2 separate regions of the Mus musculus genome follow, and region 2 is linked to region 1. Evidence: chromatin loops called from intact Hi-C (ENCODE). Cell type or tissue: heart. All regions are shown on one strand. Each heading gives the region's core, and the rest is flanking DNA. Links, peaks and the distances in the headings are about the cores only. Region 1 overlaps Ssh2 (slingshot protein phosphatase 2). Region 2 overlaps Ssh2 (slingshot protein phosphatase 2).

Region 1 (12,445 bases), core at 1,408-9,407:
ATTTAAGTGACTGAGGCTCTTTGCCAACAATACCATTTAACTCTTAGGTAGAGCAACCCCACCCCTGTGGGAGAATAGATGGGGCAGAACTTACTGTTTAAATTTGCCTGTCACCTCCCTACTTGTTCTCACTTATATAGCTTATTATATGCAGAAAAACTCAGATAGAAAATGAAGATAATACAACTGTTGATCTGCTCTACTGCCTTGTGTTTTATGTGTGTTCAATTTCATTTGTTTAGTTTGATGAATATTTTAGGTCTATACTGTTTTCTTTTGCATAAAGATACTATAGGAAGGTTATCATATTGCTTCATAGTGTGCCTGGGGTAATGCATATATAGTTAAAAAAACATGGTTTGAAAACAGTAAGAGGGATGCCAAAGACTGAGGTACACTTTAAAATCTCCTTCAACTCAAAACACTTTCAACTGACTTGCAAAGTCCTCCGTTGTGCTCTTTCTTGAACTTCCTTTTCTGAGAAGCTGGGTGTGTTATACGGGTTACTGCCCTACATCTGTCTTCTGGGCAAGCTGACTACAAAAGACTTAGAAATCTCTTGTTCAGATTCCGGAACCTTCCACAGGCCTTACAGATCATCACTTTTTCACTTCTGTGACAAAGGAATGCCATATATAGGTTTGTCTAAATGTGCTAGGTTAAAATGAAACAGCTAACCTATCACCCTGTTACTTCCACATAGTTCAAAACCACACTTTCCTACTAGTGAAACTATCAAGTAGAGCAGAAAACTACATCAGGGAAACCAAAGATAATCAACTATATAGAGCCCTTAGGTCTAACACAACACATTAAAAGGAAGGCAGGAAAGGGCTAATCTTTCTGTAGTTATATAATCTAGCAGTAGCCTTGAAGTGTGGTTGTCAGGACCTATCCCAAAGATCCGAAATCAGCAAAATACACGACAGTGTTTTTGAGACTGGGGTCTCAGTATGTAGTTTTGGCCTGGAACTCACTATATAGACCAAGCTGTTCTTAAACTCACAGATCCGCCTGTCTCTGCCTCTCGAGTAGTGGCACCATGACCAGCTATCAATATATATATTTTAAAGTGCTGCAGTTGCCTCTGAAAGTGTGGTTTTAAATTATTTTTCAAGAATACATCACACACACACACACACACACACACACACACACACACACACACACACACACACATACACACACAGCCCTGGAGAGGTGGCTCAGTGGTCAAGAGCATCAGCTGCTTTTCTAGAGGATCTGGGTTTGATTTCCAGAACCCACATGGTGGCTCACAAACATCTCTAACTTTAGGGGATCCGATGACTTCTTGTGGTACCTCTGAGAACACTGGGCTTGTAAGTGGTGCACAGACTAAGTGCTGGCAAAAATATCCACAGAGATAAAACAAAATAAATGTTAAAAAAATATATCATAGGTTTCATTAAAAATACTTATCAAGAATATATTGTGCAGCAAATTACTGCTCTAGGTACTGGTAACATAGCAATAAACATAAATTCAAATTACTGACAGACTTGTGGGATGGAGGTAGGATGAGACAAGTCAATAAAAATCAGGTGGTGTAAACGTGCTGGGGGAAAAAAACCCTACTGGTTCAACTGCTAAAAGTGTCAAATAACCATGGTCAGAGAAGGGCTCTCTGACAGAGAGGGTATTAAGGCAAAGGGTTAATTAATAATCAGTGAGATATATCACTACCCTTCTAGAGAAAGGGACAGGGGTAGAACTGTCCTCCAGATCAGCTACATGATCTTCCCTGGAGAGAGAGAAACCAAATTCAACTCTATTGTTCTAGTTAAAATGTGGAATGGGGCTGCTGTAAACAGGCGGGTGGGGGTGGGGGTAAGAAGGTAAGCAGTACAAGGATCCTGTACGGTGTGCCAAGGAATTTGGGCTTATCTTGAGCATAGCAGAAAGCCACAGTTTACATTTACAGAAAGACTCTTCTAACTACAGTAGAGGAAACAGGCTGGACAATGGGTGAGGCTTCAAATGGGAGATAGCTATGACTTTGGTATCTTAGGTAAGACAGAAGATTGGTCTAAAGTTGGAGAATGCAGAGTAGATGGATATGAGGTACTTACTGTCTAGTTCATTTTCTGGTACAATGGAAAATTTATTTCATGAAGAAATTCCAGTTGTAAGAAAAGCCAGACAGAAATGCTTTGATATGCACAAATTCCTTCTACTCATAAAAAATATTTTCTTTGTCCCTCTTGAGTCTCTTGACAGGCCCTTTGGTCTTGAACAAATACCAATGCTTTAAGCCTCTCACACAAGGATTTAAAAAAAAAGTCTATTTACATGGCTATTAACTCTTATGCTACCTGCCTTTGTCCTAACTTTTCTTAAAGTAATTTCCTCTCCCCACTAAGTTATACTTTGTTAAACCTCACATTTGAAATCAAACTTGCCTGTTTCTATCTGCCAGCTGACAAGCTCATCAATTCAGACAATCCACTGGCCTTACAAGTAATTCTTCCTCATGGCACTTTGTTATCACACATGTCTATATCATTTCCTGCCAGGTACCAGACTTCCAGCATCAAGGAAGAACAGCTGGGGAGAATGCTTTTACACAAAGGACTTTCCTCCTTCCTACTGACTTTAGCGGATATGACAGTATACTGATAGGCTTTAGTTAAATGAATGGTAGTTTAGCTAAGTTCTGTACTAGTGTGTTAATTGTGAGCTGACAACCAAGGGACAGTAAACGTGTCAACATGTAGGACCCTCAGGTAAACTGCCTAGAGTTAGGAATACCATAGGAAGATAGTTTTCAGGAAGTCAATATCTCCATCTCTAGAATGAGGGAGAACAAAGAATTGACATAAAACACAACCACAGGGTAGCCACAGAAAGAACGGTATGCCTAGAGAATAAGATCTGATCCAATTTATATCTAATTACAGAAAAGCTGCCAATATTATAAAGCTGAGAAAGTTTGCTTCCTGTTCCTCTTCTGTAAATGAGATTGTGACACTTAAGATGCTATGAGTGAAATAGGATGAAAAAATAAGGTGTCTGTTCCTTTCAGAACACAGCCATTTAAAAAGTAGCTCAGCACCGACAATCCAAAATATCTCTTTCTACAAGTGAGGCTTCCAGTTCTCAGATCCCATTTCTATTGACTTACAGGAAGCAGTACACAGGAGTTACTTAATTAGCCAATGTTGTTTTGTTTTTGTTTTTTAGAGAAACCTTACTGTGTTAATGTAGCCCAGGTTGGCCTTTAACTCAAGACCCACCTGCCTTGGCCTCTGCAGTGTGTTACAGGTGTGCATCACTAGGCTGGATTCAGGGCTTTCTAATGACAGTACATATGGCTATCAGATTCCTTTGAGTCAGTTTTGTTGTCTTAGACATTTTCTCTGAAAGATGATGAGTACTTCATTTACTTCAGGGAAACATGTAGAAGTAGACAGAAAAACAAAATAAAACAAAACAAAAACCAGAACCTGAGGTCATCAAGACTTCTCAGCAGGCAGAGGTACTCGCCTCCCCGCCGGATGACCTGAGTTGTATTCCCAGGACCTTATGGTAGAAGGTAAGAAGCGACTCGGGAAAGTTGTCCTCCAACTTCTACATGTCCACTGTGGCATGCACAGAAGCAATTTATAAAAAAATGTACTACAATCTCACAGTTTTCATGCCATTAGTAAAGTCTATAATATGGAGTGAGTTAGTGTAGAGCTCAGTTTCTTCATGTAACAGTATGAAAACACTCATCAAGTTTGAGTTCAGGAGATTATTACCGAGAATCTTAAAACTACTCTCTCAGGGAACGGCCAATCGATAACCAGCCCAACTTGAGAACCATGCCACGGGCAGGCGTCAGTCCTCAACACTACTAGTGACAGTCTGTTATGCTTGCAGACAGGAGCATGTTGTCCTCTGTGAGGCTCTACCTAGCAGCTGACTCAGACACATGCAGATACCCACAGCCAAATAAATAGTGGATGGAGCTTGGGAATTCTTACGGAAGAATAGGAGGAAGGATTGCAAGTCCGGAAGGGAATATGAGCACCATGGGAAGACCAACAGAGTCAACTAATTTGGACCCTTGGAGCTCTCAGAGTCTGAACCACCAATCAAAGAACATACAAGGGCTGGACCTAGGCCTCCCACTCCCATGTAGCAGATGTGCAGCTTGACCTTCATGTGGGTACTGAACAACTGGAACTGGAGCTATCCCAAAAGCTGCTGCCTGTATGTGGGATATGTCTATTAGCTGGGCTGCCTTGACTGGCCTCAGTGTGAGAGGAAGCACCAGGATGCGGGGATACTCACGGGAGTCCCCACCTGCTTAAGAGGAGAAGAGGAAGGAGGATGGCAGAAAGATTGTAGAAGGAGGTGGCCAGGAAGGGGGCAGTGAGTGAGATGTGAGTAAGTAAAAATAAATAAACAAAACAACAAAGAAAGTACACCCTCAGTCCAAGATGAGATCATTATATTTCTATGGCAATTAAATATGCAAAAAAAACCTGCTAAGCTTTTCAAAGCAAAAGAAGTGCAACTAGTAAAGAATCCTATAAAGGTCAAAATGGGTCAGGCTGCCCGACAAGCAAGATTGTTCAGAAGCTATATGGGACTCCATATTGTTTAAGACACCAAACGGTTAATGTGTTCACTGGCTTCACGCTTCCACTGGAAATTTTGCTGTAAATAGAATCCTTTTCTTCTCTGTTATCAATTAAATAACAATAGTAACAGGATAGGAAGGGGAATTTCTTTCATAGGAATAATCATTATAGAAAGGCTATGGAGGTAGTTTTATTCTCTAAAAAGAAAGTAAGGGGCTACAGAGATGGTTGAGCAGTTTAAGAGCACTGGCTGTTCTTCCAGAGGATCCAGGTTCAATTCCCCAAACCCATATGGTAGCTCACAACCATTTGTAACTTCAGTTCCAATGCCCTCTTCTGGTCTCCTTGGGCACCAGGCATGCACATGGTGCACAGACATATATGTGGACAAAACACTCATTCACATATAATGTAAAAAATATTATTCATTTAAAAAGAAAGTAAAAGAAAGCCATATAAGCTAAAACAAGGCATAGGGAAATCACCATCACTGGTTGTAATGTTGATTCATTTAGTCTCCTAGTAAAGTCAGTTTATTTCTGTGTCTGAGTTTTTTCTGTTAAATAGGCATGGTAGGTGATATCTACATGATATCTCACAAGCTTGGCGAGAAAACACACACACAAAAACAGTCTTCCTAGTAGACCATGGTTTTCTCCAAAGCGGATTGTAAAGTTCAAACCATCACTGTACAAGACCTAAGGTACATGAAAGCTTATGCTTTGTTTTTTGCATTTCAATAGCTGTTAATTTTTGGTTAATAAAGCAGAAACAATAAATCATGAGCTAGGTATATTTTCATATAGAAATAACTTTGGCTTGTTTTTCTTACTTTCATTAAAAAAAAAGGGTCTCTCTTTGATACCAAGACTAGCTTTGAATTGTGATCTATTTCAACTTCCCAAGTAGCTATAAATACAAGTGTATACCTCCATACCTGGCTTGCCTATATTCTTTTATAAGTAGGCTTTTATATTTTATTTTCATCTAGTACACAATTTTTTACCTTTTGAATCTTGTATTGTTAGAGTGTTTCTATTTCCTTAAATATAAATGTAACACTAGTGAGGAAGACCAGTGAAGGTCATTCTACTGTCTCCTATAGTACTAGTAGCCAAGTCCACCTTACTATATTTAGACAAGATATGCTCACCCTATTAAAGATAGAAGGCGACTCAGTCCTACGCTTAGCTCACAGCAGTAGGTTGGTAACTTCGTCATGGGAAAAGACACCAAAAGCAAAACTATCAACTTAGCATTCCTTGACAGCCACCAGAACAACTAATGCTCAATTTTATTCCATCCTGAACGGTGGTATAATCTCTAGCACAGAGCTAAAGATCTCTACCATACATAAATCTGGCACAGTCATGCCTAAAGCAATGCTATGAATACCTTGCATGCAACTCACTTGCCAGGACTGCCTGCCACACCTCAGGCAGAGACAAAGAGCTGCCCAGGTTAACAGGGTAAAATGTTCAGCAGTTTTGTCTCCTCGGAACTAGAATAAACAGGTTTTCAACTTGGGAGTCACCAACTTGAAAACTAAACACCAGGAACTAACAGTGGAGAGTTATCTGGTAGTGCTTTTTTTTTTTTTTCCCTTCGAGACAGGGTTTCTCTGTATAGCCCTGGCTGTCCTGAAACTCACTCTGTAGACCCGGCTGGCCTCGAACTCAGAAATCTGCCTGCCTCTGCCTCCCGAGTGCTGGGATTAAAGGCGTGCGCCGCCACCACTGGGTCCGGTAGATAGTCTTCTGGTTGACAGCTTCCTCCATCATGTATCCCACAAAGAGTCAAGTGAGGGCAAAGCTCATTCTTTACCTATTCTGTCCTAAGTCTAATGTGCTTATAGAACTTAGATTTTTATCATTGACTCATTGACTGATTTTGTTCTTTAATGGCTAGGGAAAAATCTTATATTCCTTTTCATTCTTTCCTTTCCTTTTGAGGTAGGGTTTCACTATATAGCTCAGAAGAGAAACATTAAGAAAAAAGAAAGAAAAGAAAAGCCAGCCACGGTGGTACACACACGTGAGCTAGCCATGTGGGAAGCTGGTACAAGAGGATCTCTATCTAATTCAAGCTACTTCGGAGTTCAAGGTCAGCCTGTACCTAAAAGCTAATATGGTACCAATGAGATGGCTCAGTAGATTAAAATTACTGGCAATCCGAGTTTAAATCCTGGAACCCACAAAGAAGTGAATGAAGAAAGCCAACTCCACAAACTGTTCCCTGACTTTTACACTGGTACTGCAGCATGTGTGTCTGCCCTTCCCTCACAGTAGTAAACTAAACAAAAAATAGAAAGATAAAACAGGGGTTTGAGTACACTTAGGGATAAATAACAGAGCTCTCATTAATTCTATGTATTTAAAATCAGGCCATTTTCATGGGTTTATGCAGTCATATAAGGTCTGGTGGTTTATGCAGTCATATAAGGTCTGGTGGTGTAGATAGTTCACACTTGGTTTAATCCTCTAGTGTTATCTTTAAATTCTGAGTGATTTATGAACAAGGGGTCCTATGTAGTTAATTTGCAGAAGGTCCCACAATTATGTAGCTGTCCAAGTTAAAATCTTTTCAATAGGTTAGAGTACAAAAACAATAGCTTATGGTTTCAAGGTCAATATACAAGGACCACTGCTAACTAAAAAGAGACTTATTTTATTTTTGAGAGAAGGTCTTATTATGTAACCAGGGTGTCCTTAAACCACATTTCCCCTGCCCCAGTCTCTCCAGTGTGGACACTGGACTCACTGCTGTTTGCCACCATTCCTGACCTGAAAGGAGACTTTTAATTAGGCTGAAGGTCATGTATTTGTAGTACCTGAATTCTGAACTCTAAAGTTTATAAAAATCGTTTAGAAAGAGCCTATTTTAATAGCTCTAGTAAGAAATGGAACTATTATTCTCCTTTCCTATTGTCTTGCTCCTATCACATCAAAAGAAGATCCTAGGAGTCAGGGGGGATGGGTCAGCAGTTAGGGGCACTGGGTGTGCTCTTCCAGAGAACCTGGGTTCTACATGATGATTCACAAGTTCACAAACAAAATCTGTAATTCCATGTCTAGGAGATCCTTTTTCTGGCCTCTGCTGGCACCAGGCATACAAGTGATACAGAAATAAACACCCACACACATAAAACTGCAACTTAAATAATAAAAAACACATGTTAATAAATGAACTACATGAATGTCACCTAACTGATTTTCTGTTCTAAAACTAAACTGGTTGTCTTTTATTTGTTGTCTGTTATCTCATAGTAACCGAGTATGCATGTAGCCACATTCCTACATTAACAATCTCTGGAGTCTGAAATTTCTAGTACCTCCCAACTTAACTTAAAAAAAAAAACCCACTCTTTTAAGAGAAAGATTTTATTTTTATTTTATGTATATGACTGTTTTGTCTGCATGTACCATTCTTAATGGCTGAGCTATCTTCTTTAGCCCCAAGAAACACTCTTGAAAGACTTTTTTTTCCCTGTTTCTGCTGACTGTAGAAATAGTAATTTTTCTCTGGAGCTAAAAGGCTGAAGCTGGGTTGCAATGATGCCCTGAAAGCAACAGTGACCCCACACCATTCACTTTGACCTTTAGACTCCTTATCAGGGACTTTCAATTTCTAACAGCAGTTTGACAGGCCAATCACAGAGGCCCATTCTGATGAACAAAAGTTTTACTATGTAAAAGAGATGAGCTGTGGGTAGAGATAGGATCGACAAGGTGCTGAACTCACTCTCTGTACAGCAGTGCAGGACTGCTGCCACTGCCAAAGTGAGACTTTACCTGAAAGGCCTCTCTGCCCATAAACACACTCCCCTGAAAGCAGGTTGATTTAAAACAAAGACGGGCAACTGACACTAATGGAGCTTGCATATACCTGGGCTTTCCTTTTGCTGCCTTGTAATTATCACTCCTCCCCCGCCCCCCCCCCCATACACACCTGTAAACTTTCCATAGACTGGTCCTTAGGGATAGTTAGATCTGCTGGTGACCTTCAAATACAGCTTTAAGAATACAGCTTTTCTCTTACACAATACTCCCATGTCTCAAAGATGGAAAGAAACTATAGGTTCAAGAATTTTTTCTTTTTTGTTTTGGTTTTTTGAGACAGGGTTTCTCTGTATAGCCCTGGCTGTCCTGGAACTCACTCTCTAGACCAGGCTGGCCTCGAACTCAGAAATCCACCTGCCTCTGCCTCCCAAGTGCACCACCACTGTCCGGCTTTAAGTGACATTCTCTAAAAAGTTAGAGACATGTATTCACTGTTTACAATAAATAGTTAAGAAATTCTAATTTCATAAGGTCACTGGCAATACAAACTAATATTATTTAAAACTTTTGTATCCCTAGTAAGACAATACCATGGGAAATTTCTGGGCTTAGTCTTCTGATACTTCTATATCATCTTTCATTATCCAAGGAAGTCAGGGCTGGAACTGGAGGCAGGAGCTGATGCAGAGGCCATGGAGGAGTGCTGCTTACTGGCTCCGTCTCCATGGCTTGCTCTCTGCTTCTTGGACCACCAACCCAAGGATGGTACCACCCACAATGGGCTGGGCTCTCCCACAGTACCACCTGCAGTGGAGTGTGGCAGCACATACATCTTTAATCTTTCCTGGAGGAAGACAGGTGGTGAGGGGACTTGCTGGCTAACCAGTGAGCTCCAGACCCAGTGAGAGATCCTGTCTCATCAAATGAGGTACAAAGGTTGGAGATTTAGCTTAATAGTAGAGGCTTACCTAACAAGTACAAGGCTCTGGGTTTAGTCCTCAGTAATAAATATTACCGAAATAAAGTGAAAAATGATAGAGGAAGATACCCAACATTAATCTTTGGTTTCTACACACTGACACACACGTATACACACATATATACAATATAACACCCACATAGAAAATACATATACATACACAGAAAAAGACTTAACAGTAAATATCTTTAGGAGATAAGAATAGGAATAATGCTTTTTCATTGTTTTAGTTTTTTTGAGTCAGGGTCTCACTATATAGTTCTTGCTGTCCTGGATCTCACTATGTAGACCAGGCTGGCCTTGAACTCACCGAGATCCACCTGCCTCTACTTTCTGAGCGCTGGGATTAAAGGCATGTGCCACCACACCTATCATGAGAAATACTTTTTTGTTTTTGTTTTTTGAATAAAAGAGAAACAATGTTTTCTGACTTTTCTATAACAAAAATATGTATCATCTGCAAATAAGAAGTAATCATTATTTTCTTTACTAAGAAGGCCACTTCAACTTAAAATAATTACCAAGAGCAAGTTCCTTTTTAGGTAAGTAGATGACAGAGTGGAAGTAAACTACAAGTGTTTATGTGCATAAAGCTTTTTTGGTTTTACTCGTGGTGTGTGAGCACATGCCCAGGTGAGCAGTCCTGCGGACACAAGAGGTCCCACTCTACCAGTTCTCATCTTATTCCCTTGAGACAGGATCTCACTGAACCTAGAGGGCAAAGAGAACATTCCAGTTGTGTGGCTGTGGCAGACTACCATGCTCAAGACTGAGAGTCACGGGAGTGAATAGCCAGATCCAGTAGGTATACTCAGGTATTTTAAAGACATGAGCAATACAGAAATACAATTAAAACAATTGTTTGTAATCCTTAAAGATAATCCAAATAGCAAGTTTAAATCTTCCAGTTTTTTAAGTCTGAAAAATAAACTATACTCTTTAAATTCATTTGGTCAGAACCCACTAAATTATATAAATATGTGGTTTATCTTGCACAGTCTCAGCTTGTCATGTTTCTTGGTGTTAGTAAGGTACAACCACTAACTTTTGAGTATGTGAAAGTTGCTTTTTTCTCACTTGGGCTTGGGGTAACATGTCTCCTGTGCAGTTCTTGAACTTAGTAACTGACACAGTCAGAAGATTATTATTTGTGTAAAAGATCACCATATCCACTAGGATGGCTCTCATGTGTGTTTAACTTAGAAACTAAAGAACTACATTCTACTTATACAGAGTGATAACATGGAAAGCTATTAATAGCCATTAGCCCATGAAGCTAACAATCAAGCTGGGGAGAGGAAGAAGAGGAAGAGAAAGGAGGAGGAGGGGGAGGATGAGGAGAAGAAGGAAGAGGAGGAAGAAGGAGGAGGAAGAAGAAGAGGAAGAAGAGGAGGCAATCAAAGCAGCTTCCCTTTATAGCTCATTCTCTTAAACACTATAAAACCCATGTCATGTGAATTGCTCTGCCTAGAATACGATGCTGGTGAAATATCTAGAGCTCAGCACCCCGGTGAAGCAGACAGGGCTTACTTTGGATTACTTCAAGCCCTTTCTACACTCTATTAAGTCACTAGCAGAGAGTTTAAGGCTTTCTGTCCTTATGCAGCTCATGAGGGTTTATGTTGTTATTCCAGCCTCTTGGACTGACTCTTTAACAACAGATTTTCATAATTGTCAGCCTCCAGAACCTACTACAATGGGTGGCTTACAGCTGCCTATAATTCCAGCTTCCAGGGGATCCATTACTTCTTCCAGCCTTCTCAGCACCTGCATTCACATGTACATATACACACAGACACACACACACAATCTTTTAAAGGGGGGGCTGGAGAAATGACTCAGTAGTTAAAAGCTCTTACTGCTTTTACAGGGGACTCAGGTTCTGTTCCCAGCACCTTTATGGTGACTCATATCCACCTGTAACTCCAGTTCCTGGGACTCCCTCTGGCTTCCTAAGGTACCCGCACACAAGTGGATGCATATAAATACATGCATACATTTACATGCATGTGTAAATACATATACAAAAAAATTAAGAAAAATTTGTGCTGGGCATGGTGGCAAATACCTTTAATTATAGGACTTGGAAGGCAGATCTCTGTGATGTTGAGGCCAGCCAGAGCCACATGAAAACCTATCTAAAGCAAGGGAGAGAGACAGATGAAGAGAGAGCTCAGTGGTTAGAAGCATTGGCTGCCCTTTTAGAGGACCTGGATGCAATTTCTAGCACCCTCATGGTGGCTTACAACCTTCTGTAACTCCAGTTCAGGAGAATCTAATGTCTTTTTCTGTGCTGTGTGAGTGCCAGGCATGTACAAAGTACACATACATGAATGTAAAATACCCATATTTATAACCATAAAATAAAATAAATTTTGTTTTGTTCTATCCTGTGTTTTGAGACAGGGTTTCTCTGTATAGCTCTGGCTGTTCTGGAACTTGCTCTGTAGAGCAGGCTGGCCTCAAACTCACAAAGATCTGCCTACCTCTGTCTTCTGACTGCTGGAATTAAAGATGTGTGCCACTACCACCCAGCTAATCAAAAATATATTAAAAATGAAAATTACATTGAGAATTCACATCACTTTCGTCTTAGTGTTCTATTGCTGTGAAGATACACTAGGCCCATGGCAGCTCTTATATAAAAGAAAGCATTTTACTTGAGGCTTGAGTATAGTTTCTTTCGGAGAGTGGTTCATTATCATCATGGCAGGGTGCATGGTGACAAGCACAGCAGGCATGGAGTTGGAGGAGTAGCTGAAAGCTTATCCTGATCCACAGGCAGAGACAGACAGACAGACAGACAGACAGACAGACACACACACACATACACACACACACACAGAGACAGAGAGACAGAGACAGAGACAGAAAGACTGACTGGGCCTGATGTGGGCCTTTGAAACCCCAAAGCTAACCCCCAGTGACACAAGGGCACACCTAATTCTTTAACCCTTTCAAACACTTCCTGGTGACCAAGCATTCAAGCCGCTGGGGCCATTCTCAATCAAATTACAATTCCACCTACAAGTTCCCAGACTGATGGTCCTAAATATATATATATATAATAACGGGGATATTTTAAATGTTCACGAGAA
Region 2 (12,445 bases), core at 2,155-10,154, 59 kb before region 1:
AAAACCTAATCACTCTAGTACTTCCAATCCTAAAAGTCAGTAATGGATTATGGCATCATCTCTATAGAGACAGGACAAGCTTTCTAGGTTCATTTCAGAGGTAAATAATGCCCACTATTGGATGGCACTGTAACTCCTTGAAGTTTCTTTGCTGTATCAGACATTATGTGACTTTATGTGGAGTAAAGTCATTAGATTATCTGAAAATGACCTTTTTAAAAAAGATTTATTTATTATTATATGTAAGTATACTGTAGCTGTCTTCAGACACTCTAGAAGAGGGAGTGAGATTTCATTACAGATGGTTGTGAGCCACCATGTGGTTGCTGGGATTTGAACTCAGGACCTTCGGAAGAGCAGTCAGTTGCTCTTACCTGCTGAGCCATCTTGCCACCCTGAAAATGACCTTAATGTTAAAACTTGTGCTTTGAAATAACATAAAGCACTAGCAGGGGTCAGTATACACAGTCTTGTGAATAAAGACACAAACTAATGCTTAAGAGTCTCTCAATTTGAGAAATAAGACCTAAATAGATGCCTGTATATCCAATCAACCTCTCTCTCTCCTTTTTTTTTTGAGACAAGAGTTTTGTTTTTGGTGTAGCCCTGGCTGTCCTGGGAACTCACTCTGTAGACCAGGCTGGCCTCGAACTCAGAAATCCGCCTGCCTCTGCCTCTCAAGTGCTGGGATTAAAGGCGTGCACCACCACTGCCCGGCTATTCTGGTTTTAAAGACGAAGAGTCAGTTGCACTTTGTAGTTTAGCCTTCTCAGAGTAAATGATGACTCATATTCCACAGTAGGATGACTGTGGATAGCTACATCCTGTACATTTCAAAAAGCAAGAAGAAAATATTTTGAAGAGTTTTCACCATAGAGAATTGATAGATGGAGGTGGAAGAGATGGCTTAATGATTAAGAGCACTGGCTGCTCTTTCAGAGAGTTCAGGTTCAATTCCCAGCATAGCAGCTCACCACTATCTGTAACCCCAGTCCCAGAGGAATCTGATATACATGCAGGCAAAATACCTATACACATAAAAAATAACTTATTAAAAAAAGAATTGAAACATGTTCCAGATGACAAACTTGATTTAAAACATTAAGTATATGTACCCAGACATCACATGGTAACCCATTAATGAACACAGATTTAATGTCTTATAAAACATCTTAACAGAAGAAGCAATGAGATGGATGAGTCTTCTCTCCAGCGAGGATTACGGTCTAGTGTATATGTACATACAATTTGATTATAATGACTTGGCAAGCAGGGTATGTCAAATCTCAGATCTCATACTAAATATCATATATTGGTTTTCTAGAATGATAGCTCTTTTAAATTTACAGAATGGTACTTTGTCAAAGACTGTGTCTCACTACCAAGGAAATTAAGTGAACTTCTGCAGATAAGGCAGAGTCAGTGTTTTCAGCTGCAACCAGGGTCTCATCTTCAAGGGACATGTCACGAAACCTACTGGTGAACAATTTATCTAGTGTTAAGAGGGCAAATGGAAGACACAGGATGACAGCCAAGGTTTTTGAATTCTCAGCCCAGTTTACTAGTTGACTTCCCCCTTTCATCTGTCATTGGGCAGTGACAGTTCTCACGTGTGTATGAATTTCTTATCATTCATTCATACTGACCATCATCTCAGTGTGAGGCTCTGAGCTGGGTGGATATAAATTCAAAAGATGAAGATGTAATCTCTACCTTTAAAAGCTCCAGACTAATCCTTACTAATTAGAAAATTTCAAGCTATACTTATTTTTATATCTTCAACTAAGCAACTATTTTTTCTTACTTGGAATTTTTTATATGAAAACTATAAGTTCATTTTAGCAATTGTAAACACCTTTCTTGTCAGAAGAAAGTAGGGCGTATGCATGGCACTGATCAGGATGTCGTCTATCAAGGCAATCGGAAACGAGTCATTCTCTTCTTCCTTTGGCCTAGGCAAGCGCTATCAATGAACTTCATTTCTAGCAACTACATTTGATTTTTAAAGAGTACCAAACACTTGGGCATTTGTTTTTCAAAGCCTTTCAATTAATACAACTCATCTTTCTTGGGCGGGAAGATGATCAAACAGTTGAGAGAACAACTGTTCTGATTTTTGTAAAATTATACCTGAGCACTCAAAGCAACTCTAAGGATTAAAGTTACCCATTGATACTTCTTTGACAGGAAAATATAAAGATTAAACAGGGACTTCTGTTATACAGGGGTGTCAGCAATTGCTCTGTGTGCTCACCCTCGGTTCTGCAAGTCCTCTAAGTTCGAGGCATTCCATTCTGAGCCCTATGAAGTAAAAAAGACAAGGTGAGTATTAGCAAGTCAACCAAACACAGCATCCTAAAAGGAACATGGGGGAAACAGAGGTTCTAAACAGTGACTCAATAACATGTACTCAATGCCTCTTAATACCAGGAACTTAATGTTATCACATCTAGTATTATTAATGTCACATCTAGTATTATTAATGATAGTACAAGAAATTATCTTTTCCTGGGTGTGGGTGGGCGGTAAGTGTGTGCACATGTGTGAACAGACAAGTGTCACCTGTGTATGTGGAGTTCAGAGGACAACTTGACTTCCAGGAGTTGGTTTTTGCCTTTCACCATGTATGTTCTGGGGGTCAAATTCAGGTTGTCAGGCTTTAGGCCAAGTGTCTTTACCACTGAGTCATCTTGCTGGCTCCAGTGATTTCAAACTTCAAAGCCTACTGTTTTATCTCCTAAGAACTGGGATTACAGGGGGTACCAGTAAATCAGTTTGCATGGTATTGGGAACTGAGCACAGTGTTGTGTTCAGGTTAGGCAAACACTCTATTAACTGAGGTACATCTCTAACCATAATTAATTAATTTTTTATAATTTTATCTTATTATATGTGTGTCTGTATGTACACATGTGTGTTTGTATGTACTCATGTCATGTCATGACCTCCACATAGGAAGTCATACAAGGGGACAACCTGAAAGAGCCTTTTCTCTCCTACCATGTGGGTTCTGGTGATTGACCTCAGGTCATTAGGTATGGTAGCAAGTGTCTTTACCTGCTGAGCCACCTTGCTGGCCCCTGGATTTTCCCTTTAAGAGAGGTTTATGGTGTACACTTCCAGTTGAGGATCAAAAATTATGAATATGATAAAGGTGGCCCATTTAATACTACACTATTTCTCTGTCCTACCACAAGTATAAGCAGCTTGTAGCTGAATTCTTATTTGAAAACTCCCTTCTAGAAAGGATCTGTAATGCCAAATCTTGAAAAAGATAACCAGTAATAAAAATTCTGACACTTTATTCATAAGCAAGATTACTCTGTGTCCAATACTCTTGTTTCCCTTGCTCAGCTAAAAGAAAAAGTTGCTGTTCTGCAAAAGGTCTCTATTCACATGTAGGTTTTTCTCAGCCAAATCGGACAGCCTCCAGGAGAGCTGTTGATACTAAAATCTGGTTGGGCAAAGGCTGCCAGCAAGAGAAATTGTACAATCTTATAAGAATTTAGATGAATCCTTCCCCTAATAATAACCTGGCTACCCAGCAATCAGCTTCACTGCAGATTTTCTTTGAACTATGTTCTAAACATTCCTTCTCCATATCAGCTGATATTTTTCTGAATAAACAGATCTCTGTGCAGTATACTGCAGAGCTGAGCTTTCTTCCAGAGTGAGGGAGAATTGCTGCCTCTCCTCAAAGTCTGGTTGAGCTCCAAGCATGGCAACTATGCATGAAATGAGATAACTTTGAGAAAAGTAACTCTGCAACTTAAAACTAGAATAGATTTCTTTTTCCATGCCAATTGCTGGGAAAGTATATACTCACTGAAGAAGACAAAGACATAGGACATGTGGCACAAACTGAGAGGAAGCCATCAAAATAAGTATAAGATGTTTATACAACACCTTTCAAGCATGTATTTTGCATGTTGAATAAGGTTAAATTTTAGGATTCTATTTGGAAGTTATTTCCTTAAATATGAAAATTATCCATACCTTTAATCCCAACACTCAGGAGGCAGAGGCAGGCAGATCTCTGAGTTTGAGGCCAGCCTGATCTACAGAACAAGTTTCAGGACAGCCAGACTTACATAGAGAAACACAGTCTCAAAAAACCAAAACCAAACCAAACAAAAACCAAACAAAAATTAAAATTTCACAATGGAAAGAAATGTCTAATCTTTTGGTTTTCATAGAAAACCAAACTGTTGGTGAAACTGAAGAGATTTTTTTCCTTTATTCAAAACTAAGTACACAAATGTGTACTTTAGAAGTCCAGACTCTAGGGGCTGGAGAGACGGCTCAGTGGTTAAGAGCACTTGTTGCTTTTCTAGAGGACCTGGGTTCAGTTCCTAACACTCACAGGGTGGCGCATAACCATCTGTCTACAATTCTAGTTCTAGGAATTTGGTGTTATCTTCTGACCTCTGCATTAACGTGGTATACAGGCATATACATCCACATAAAAAGAAAATAAAAAAGGTAAGAAGAAATCTAAGTGGGGTATGATAGCACATGCCTGTAATCCTATTCCTCAGAAGTACGAGAAAAGAAGAGCTCCTACCAGTTCAGCTTTGCACAGTTAATTTCATAGCTATAGTCCACATGAATCAAACTAGAGACAAACATGTTCTACAGTGCCAAGCTTTCAATGGCACCAAATCTGACTGCACGGTAAAATAAACTCCAGAATGTTCAGAGTGCAGTAACCCAGTTTAGTCAGTTTCTGTGTGTCTATCCTTCTTCTATTCCTTTTCCTGGCTTCTAAGTAGTTCAGTTCACATATGTGTTCATTAGAAATTGGAAATGTTACATAGCTGGATATAGATAATACTGGCCTTTCGATGAATAAGGATAAGAAGCATTTGAAGCATATTTGGCAAAAATATATGGGAAGAAGAAACAAAAATGATACTTTAGCATTCTTCTTTGCTTTTAAGTATTCTTGTTAACCTTGTTCACACTACCACGTACATGTGAAACTAGAACTCTTCAACTCTAGACAACTTCCTATCTTCTCTGCCCTTAACCCATCTCTGTGTCTTCCTTGAGGCATTACAGGTCACTGAATGGGAACTACAAAGAACAATTTTTAGTTATTGACTTCTTGGTAATCATGAAAAGTAACTTGAGGGCTCAAGATGCTGTGACACGGCTTTATATGCTCAAAAGTCCATGGCTGGGAGCTGGTGAGATGGCTCAGCGGGTAGAGCACTGACTGCTCTTCCAAAGGTCCAAAGGTCCTGAGTTCAAAACCTAGCAACCACATGGTGGCTCACAACTACCAGTAAGAGATCTGACGTCCTCTTCTGGTGTGTCTGAAGTCAGCTGCAGTATACTTATTTATGTGTAATAATAAATAAATACTTTAAAAAAAAAGTTCATGGCTGAGGATGTAGTTCAACGATAGAACACATGCTTAACACGTGCAAGGATCAGGATTCGATCCTTAGCACTCTAAACAATAGCTAAGCAAATACAGCCCAACAGACTTTCTGTTACAAGAAGGTCCCATCTGCTCTGATGAATTGTATTAGATATATATATATTTTTGTTTTTGTTTTTTTTTTGAGACAGGGTTTCTCTGTGTAGCCCTGGCTGTCCTGGAACTCACTCTGTAGACCAGGCTGGCCTGGAAATCAGAAATCCCCCTGCCTCTGCCTCCCAAGTGCTGGGATTAAAGGCGTGTGCCACCACACCCGGCACCAGCCAGGCCGGCTCTTAATGGCCTAGGGAATGCGTTTTGGAAGTGGAACCTCAAAGTGGTAGATATATTGTATGAAACCACAAGCAACTGACATTTTTGACTCTGAAAACAGATGACATATTTAATAACCTAGAGGAAGAAAGCCTTGGTTTGTGGCATTTGCTAAATTTCTTGGTATAAATATTCCCACTACACTCAAGTTTTAATCCACATAAAAGTCCATTGAAAAGGGAACTGGGAAGGTATGAGCAGCAGCAAAACATTCTGTAGCATCCCTGCCATACGTCCATGTAAACAGCACTAACAGCACAAATGACGACTGTTAGTAACATCAGGTAGTGAGATGATTAGAAACCAGCAAGGCTTGAGTACACAGAGCCTATGCTTTTAATGAGTTACATGACACGTTTTTTCGATTTATTTATTTTATTTACATGAGTGTTTTGTCTGCCTGATCTCCTGTGTACCAGATGAATGCTTGGTAACTGCAGAGGCCAGGAGGGGGCTTCAGATCCCCAGGACCTAGAGTTACAGATGGTTCTGAGCCATGTGGGTGCTGGGATTTGAATCTAGTTCCTTTGCACAAATAGTAAGTACTCTTAACCACTGAGCCATTTTTCCAGTCCAGTTATATTTGTTTAAATATAGTAAAGTAACAATTTCTTTCCTTCCCATCTTGAGTCCAAAGCTAGTTTCAAAATACCAGTTGAAGTGGTTTTAAAACTTACCAGGAATACATGCTCAAATATCTGTGTGGGACTGTCCATCTGACCAAGGATCACGATCATTTCATTATCTATGAATTCCTTAAATTCTCGCAAGTTGCACACCATCTGCATCTCCAGCTCCGTGCGTATCTGAAACAGAGGTGATGTGCTGTATTCATCTCTGTAAGGCTCCTCTGTGTTTTCAATACCAGTTTAGCTCCCTATCTACTGTTATCCCACTTCTGGCTTTGGAACAGCGAGGACTCAGAGTTGCTTACCTCTTTGGAGGTGATATTCTCCAAATCCTTTTGCATCATGATCTCCCTTAATTTAGTCTTAATAAGCCTTTCTGTTCGCTCACGTTCAGTTGGTCTGAGAATAAACAAGTAGTGATTTTTTTTTTTGTAAACAACTTAATCAGAGCAATGAATTCACCATTGGATTATGTTTCCAAACTATTTCTCTTACTCTTATTTATACTGCAGAAACAAATGAAAATTGCAGGCGAATACATAGTGAGTTTCAAGGCAATGTGGGTATTACATAATGAGACAATTCCTAAAACAAAACCAAAAACCAAAGCTAACAATAAGAACACACTCCCAAACCAAACCAACGAACATTAAAAAAAAAAAAAACCCATATAGAATATAAACATGCAAAAATTACTTGAACAGGTTCTATATGTTTTTTTAAAATGTCAACTCTTTTTTAAAAATATTTATTTATTTATTATATGTAAGTACACTGTAGCTGTCCTCAGACACTCCAGAAGAGGGAGTCAGTTCTTGTTATGGATGGTTGTGAGCCACCATGTGGTTGCTGGGATTTGAACTCCTGACCTTCGGAAGAGCAGTCGGGTGCTCTTACCCACTGACCCATCTCACCAGCCCTCTATATGTTAAAACATCTTTGAATACATCATAAATATACAGATTTATGAAGAAGCAAAGATGAGCTGCGTGTATCAAGTGGTCTCATGTTCCTGTCAAGGGCCTTTGGATAGCATTACTTAGTGAGCTAGAATACCAATCTGGGTAGCCTAGTGGTGTGACTCAATAGAACCAGACCTTAAAACGCCATTCTGATGATCTGTTCTGATTATTCATGGCTGTGGGCCTATAAGCTGGGAAAGAAGGAGAGCGGATCCATCTCCCTCCAACAAGGCAAATTTTATTGCAAAATGGGTTGTAGGGGGTCAGCTATTTGGATGGAATAGTTTCATCCAAAACACTTTCCTTTTCATGGCAACTCTCAGAATAGCTCTGTGAAAATTTTTATGTTTTTGGAGACAAGGTCTTGCCATGTAGTCCAGGCTGGCCTAGAACTTTCAATCCTCCTGCTTCAGTTTTCCAAGTAATGGGATTATAAATGTGTATCACTGCCCTTTCCTTCCTGCTCATTTCTGTAAAGTTTTTATATTAACAATATTATTTTATAGTTAAGGAGACAAATGCTAAAAGATACACTGGTAATCATATACATTATCAGGGAAATCAGATCACTCAGCCTAACCTAGCTCTCTCGCTAAAGCATTGTGCTGTTTTCTAGCCTTCTGACTCTAAATAAAATTACTCAAGGCCAGATGTGGTAGCACATGCTTTAGTCCCAGCACACTGAGTTCGAGGCTAACCTGGTCTACAATGCAACATACGTCTAGGACAGCCAGTGCTACACAGTAAGACCCTGCCTCAAAACAAACAAGCAAATAAACAAAATAAAATAAATCTATTCTTGGAACTTTACTATGAAATCAGCCTAGGCGGCAGACTCTTCACTACCAGAAAAGCATTGGTTCTCTCTAGAGGCACAGTTTCATTATGGAGAACTTGAGTACTTTCTATCCCATCTTTGTTCCTACCTACTCGAGAAAGGTATCTGTTCTGTATTTCCTTATTTAGAAATGGACATGGCCTAAGCCTTCAGGCATCCTGCCTGTTCCTGCTGCTTACAGCCTTATCACTGCCCGCAAAAATAGCCTTGGTAATCTCCAAGGCTGCAGGCTGCACTCCACACCCTCAGGGCTCCACATTGCTTAGGCACTCAGCTTCTCATGAAGCACACAGCACACAGCACACAGCACACTGCTAACACTCGCTTGTTCACAGCAAGGCATTTCTGTTGTGACTAAGAGGACAATTCTTATCTAGGCTAATATGGGAGCAAATGTGTAAGGACAGTCTTCCACTGAAAAGACGTGTTGATAAAAGCAGATTTTAGCAGCTGTGTGCATGCATGGGTTTGATTTCTTAGTTCAGCAGTTTTTCTCTGAGTCCTTTACAATGATGTGACCTTGAACAAGGTCTTTCTCCTCTCTAAGCCTAGTATGATATTAGGTGTACACTGGGGAACTCCATGTGGACATGCCCCTCTTGGATTACAAATACAAACTGTTCACAGTAAACACTGTAAATACATTTTGCCTCACATTTTCTTGTATTTTCACTATCCTTTTATAAGCTTTTAAAGTTAATTTGGGTAGGAAGAGGACACAGAAAGGCATTATAGCCCACAAACACATTCCCCTCTTTGATGCTACTGGAACAAATGTGAAAATACAGAGAAAACAAAACTAACTAAAAAAATCACTCTATCCAGATATATCCATGTCCTAGTTAGGGCTACTATTGCTGTGATGAAACACCATGACCAAGAGTTGGGGAGGAAAAGGGTTCATTTGGCTTACACTTCCACATGGTAGTCCTTCATTAAAAGAAACCAGGACAGGAACTAAAACATAGCAGGAACTTGGAGGCAGGAGCTGATGCAGAGGCCATGCTTACTGTCTTCCCTCTGATGGCTTGCTCAGCCTGGTGTTTTACAGAACCCAGAACCTCCAGCCCAGGGATGGCACCACCCATGAAGGGCTGGGCCCGCTCCCATCAATCACTACTGAAGAAAATGTCCTACAGGTTTTCCTTCAGGCTGATCTTATGGAGGCATTTTCTCAATCAAAGTTCTTTCCTTTTGACAACTCTTTGTGTCAAGTTGACATAAAAGTAGTCTGCGCATCATCACTGATACTCTGGTCTACAGTGTCCATGAAGTCATTTTCTACAAAGATAATTTATTAATACATCTTAAAACTAAGAACTAAAATTCAGTAAGTAAATTTACTGGGTGACAGGCTCTCTCACTGTTTTGTTTGTTTTTGCTTAGGAATGTCAAGCAATCCCTTCTGTGCCACAGATCCAACGTCTTCTCAAACAAAAGATAACTCGGGAAGGAAAACATTAGTTTACTGACTTGAAACATTTATTCTCTATTTTGAGATGGGGTTGGTTCTACTCTATGTAGTCCAGGCTGTCCTAGAACTTGAAACCCTTCTGCCTCAGTCTCCCAAGTGTACTGTGTGCTACTATCCCCTGTATTGAGCGAGATGGAACATCCATTTCTCCAAAACCCACTAACCAGCTTCACAACATGAAACCATGAAGATCCCTTTCCACAGATTCCTATCTCGTTGGTTACTATGATATCTTGAAAGGACTCGGTCTCCTGGAAAGACGGCTCTAGAATCAACAACTCCCTGTTTTTGTTTTTAAATCAAATAATGTTTTGATTACTTTTTGGCCTAAAATAAAACCACAATTCAATAGAAATAAATTTAACCCAGATATTCCTTTAAAGGGATTGGAAACATCTTTCTTTCCTGAGACAGGGTTTCACTATGTACCTCTGAATGGCTTAGGACTCGCTCTGTAGACCAGGCTGACCTTGAACTCAGATCCCCTTGCCTCTGCTTCCTTAGTGTTGGGATTAAAAGCGTGGACCTCGGGGGGGAGGGCCTGGGGGACTTCTGGGATAGCATTGGAAATGTAAATGAGGAAAATACCTAATAAAAAAAAAGTGTGGACCTCCAGTCCCGAAGAGTATGAACAGCCTTGGTTGCAACAGAATTTGATAAAAGATAAGACATCAACTATTGTTACTGGGGATTTCATCTAAAGGAACAGTGTTCTCCTTTGAAAGTCAGCTTAATTTCTTAAGTAACCCTTCAAAAGCATCTTGCTGTTAACTTATCTAATGATCCTTTTATAGCCAATTCCTCCAAATTCAAATTTCAAATTAGTGGAATCTGATTTTTATAGCATTACATTCTTGATATGGTTAGTCCATTGTGCCCAGGAATGAAATTCCTCAGGCCTTTGCAGGTGATAGAAGGCTATTCTTCATGTATGACATATGTGGTGTAGGGTTAGTTCCTGAGGAATTTGCTGTTTAGGACATGTGCTTCCACAGTCCTCAGCAAGCCAACTTACATGTCTGTGAAGAGGGCTGGAGAGTCAGGCCGATGAGACTGCACATCCTGCATAGCATTCCACTCATTGACTGAGGACTGATCTGAGTTGATATGGCTCTCGTAATAACTCACCCAAGTGAGAAAAAGGCTGCCTGGATAGTAGTTATGCATTCTGGCCACTTCACAAGCCTTGTGCAAACTCTGTAGTGCAGACCTGAAAGATAAGCCTAAAATGAGCACTGTAGAATTATGGGGTACCAAAGGATAAAAATCACTTCTATCTCAAACTTGTCTACTTTTAAAATTTTACAGAGTATCATTTTCTGGAGAATTTCCTCCCTCCACAGGAGTCAAGAGTCTCTGATCTTGCTTGAATTCTCAAGGCAAGGAGCTGGGGGAGGGGGAGAGAACTGACAACTAACTCCCCAGTGAAAAACAGGTCCAGGACCTATGGCCTCATATACTTGGATTCATGTTGTGACTGTCATTAGCAAACAAAAAAATCTCAACAATTAACTATTTAAAATTTGTTTCTCTTTGGCACAGAATCATGGGATAACTTACTCTCTATGATTCTTATGGGCTCCACAGAGGCCAATGCCCCTAAGCCACAGGGATATGTGCTTTGATGTTCAGGGAGTACTCATCTAATGGCATTTACCATTCTTGCTATCTTAGTCTCCTGGTTCTTTAGACCATTTATTCATTCACACGACTTGCCTTCTAAGAATAGCTCTGGCTACATACACTGAAACTAAATTAAACCTCCTGACTCTGAACTCAGAAATCCAAGAAGGGTAAACAAAACTAAAAACTATCTTTTTTCTATTTACCTACACTAAAGCCAGAAATGCTAGAAAGTAAACAAGACACACAAAAGAAATGCTAGGAAGTAACTTACACAAAACCTAGGACCTTCTACATTTTGTTTATTGGTCTATCTCCAGTGCTTAAAAATAAAACCTAGCTTATAGCAGAAGCTCAAATAAATGTCTTAATTGGCTATAAACTGATGTTTTTCTCTTAAAGGAAAAGGAAGTGCAAGAGAATTCTATGACCATTCTCTTACATATTTTCTTTATAACACTTATTTATTTATTTTACTATTTTATGTGAGTAATTTGACTGCATGTATGTCTGTGCACCATGTGTGCCTGATGAAGTCAGAAGGAGATGAAGGATCCCTTGGAACTATAGTTACAGAGGATTATGAGCCACTGTTTGAGAGCTGGAAATTAAATTTAGGGAGTTTGCAAGAGCAATACGTATTTTTAACTTTTGAGTTTAACAATGTATAACACCTATAAAATTAAAAAAATTGATATATGATTTGATACACATGCCACAGTAGCACACATTGGGGTCCAGAGGTGAATTTCTGGGTGTTAGCTCCCTCCTCAACCAAGAGTATCCTAAGATTACACACAGGTTGTCAGTCTGGCCAGGGATTTTACCTGCTAAGCCATTTCAAAGATCTTACATATTTTTAAAAAATACCTTTTAATCCCCCCACTTTTTTTTTTTTTTGAGACAGTGTTTCTCTGTGTAGCCCTGGCTATCCTCGAACTCAGAAATCCCCCTGCCTCTGCCTCCCAAGTGCTGGGATTAAAGGCGTGCACCACCACGCCTGGCCAACTAAAAAGGATTTTAAAAACATAACCTGTGGTTTTATTTCTGAAGTGTGTATGTGTGGTATATGCATGTGTACACATTTGTGTGTATGTGTGTGCATCTGTGTACTTGTGCATGTGTGCTCCTGCATGTGGAGCCACTGTTGGGTACCTCCTC

The links. Hi-C counts contacts between places; a loop is a spot of excess contacts. Peaks named below come from ENCODE experiments on the same cell type or tissue, not always from the same donor. Only the 100,000 strongest peaks of a DNase experiment are listed, where the experiment ranks them.
Region 2: a loop joins it to region 1, with 2.1 times the contacts of the local background. A loop is called at or near these places in 2 of 42 quality-filtered maps.

The regions. Positions count from the first base shown.
Region 1 is chr11:77,359,487-77,371,931 of GRCm38, reverse strand. All of the region lies in intron 2 of Ssh2 (slingshot protein phosphatase 2), which reads right to left. Among named protein-coding and RNA genes, the nearest start is that of Coro6, 98 kb to the left of the region's middle. In heart, for the core only: a CTCF peak has its summit at 4,925 (motif pointing left); a DNase peak (open chromatin) is centred at 3,861; H3K27ac peaks cover 2,837 bases.
Region 2 is chr11:77,419,642-77,432,086 of GRCm38, reverse strand. Ssh2 (slingshot protein phosphatase 2) reads right to left here. Exons shown (of 15, transcript NM_177710.4): 8 at 10,677-10,871; 9 at 6,693-6,786; 10 at 6,436-6,564; 11 at 2,255-2,301. Among named protein-coding and RNA genes, the nearest start is that of Coro6, 38 kb to the left of the region's middle. RefSeq lists an enhancer at 7,646-9,618. In heart, for the core only: a CTCF peak has its summit at 7,144 (motif pointing right); a DNase peak (open chromatin) is centred at 8,386; H3K27ac peaks cover 2,487 bases.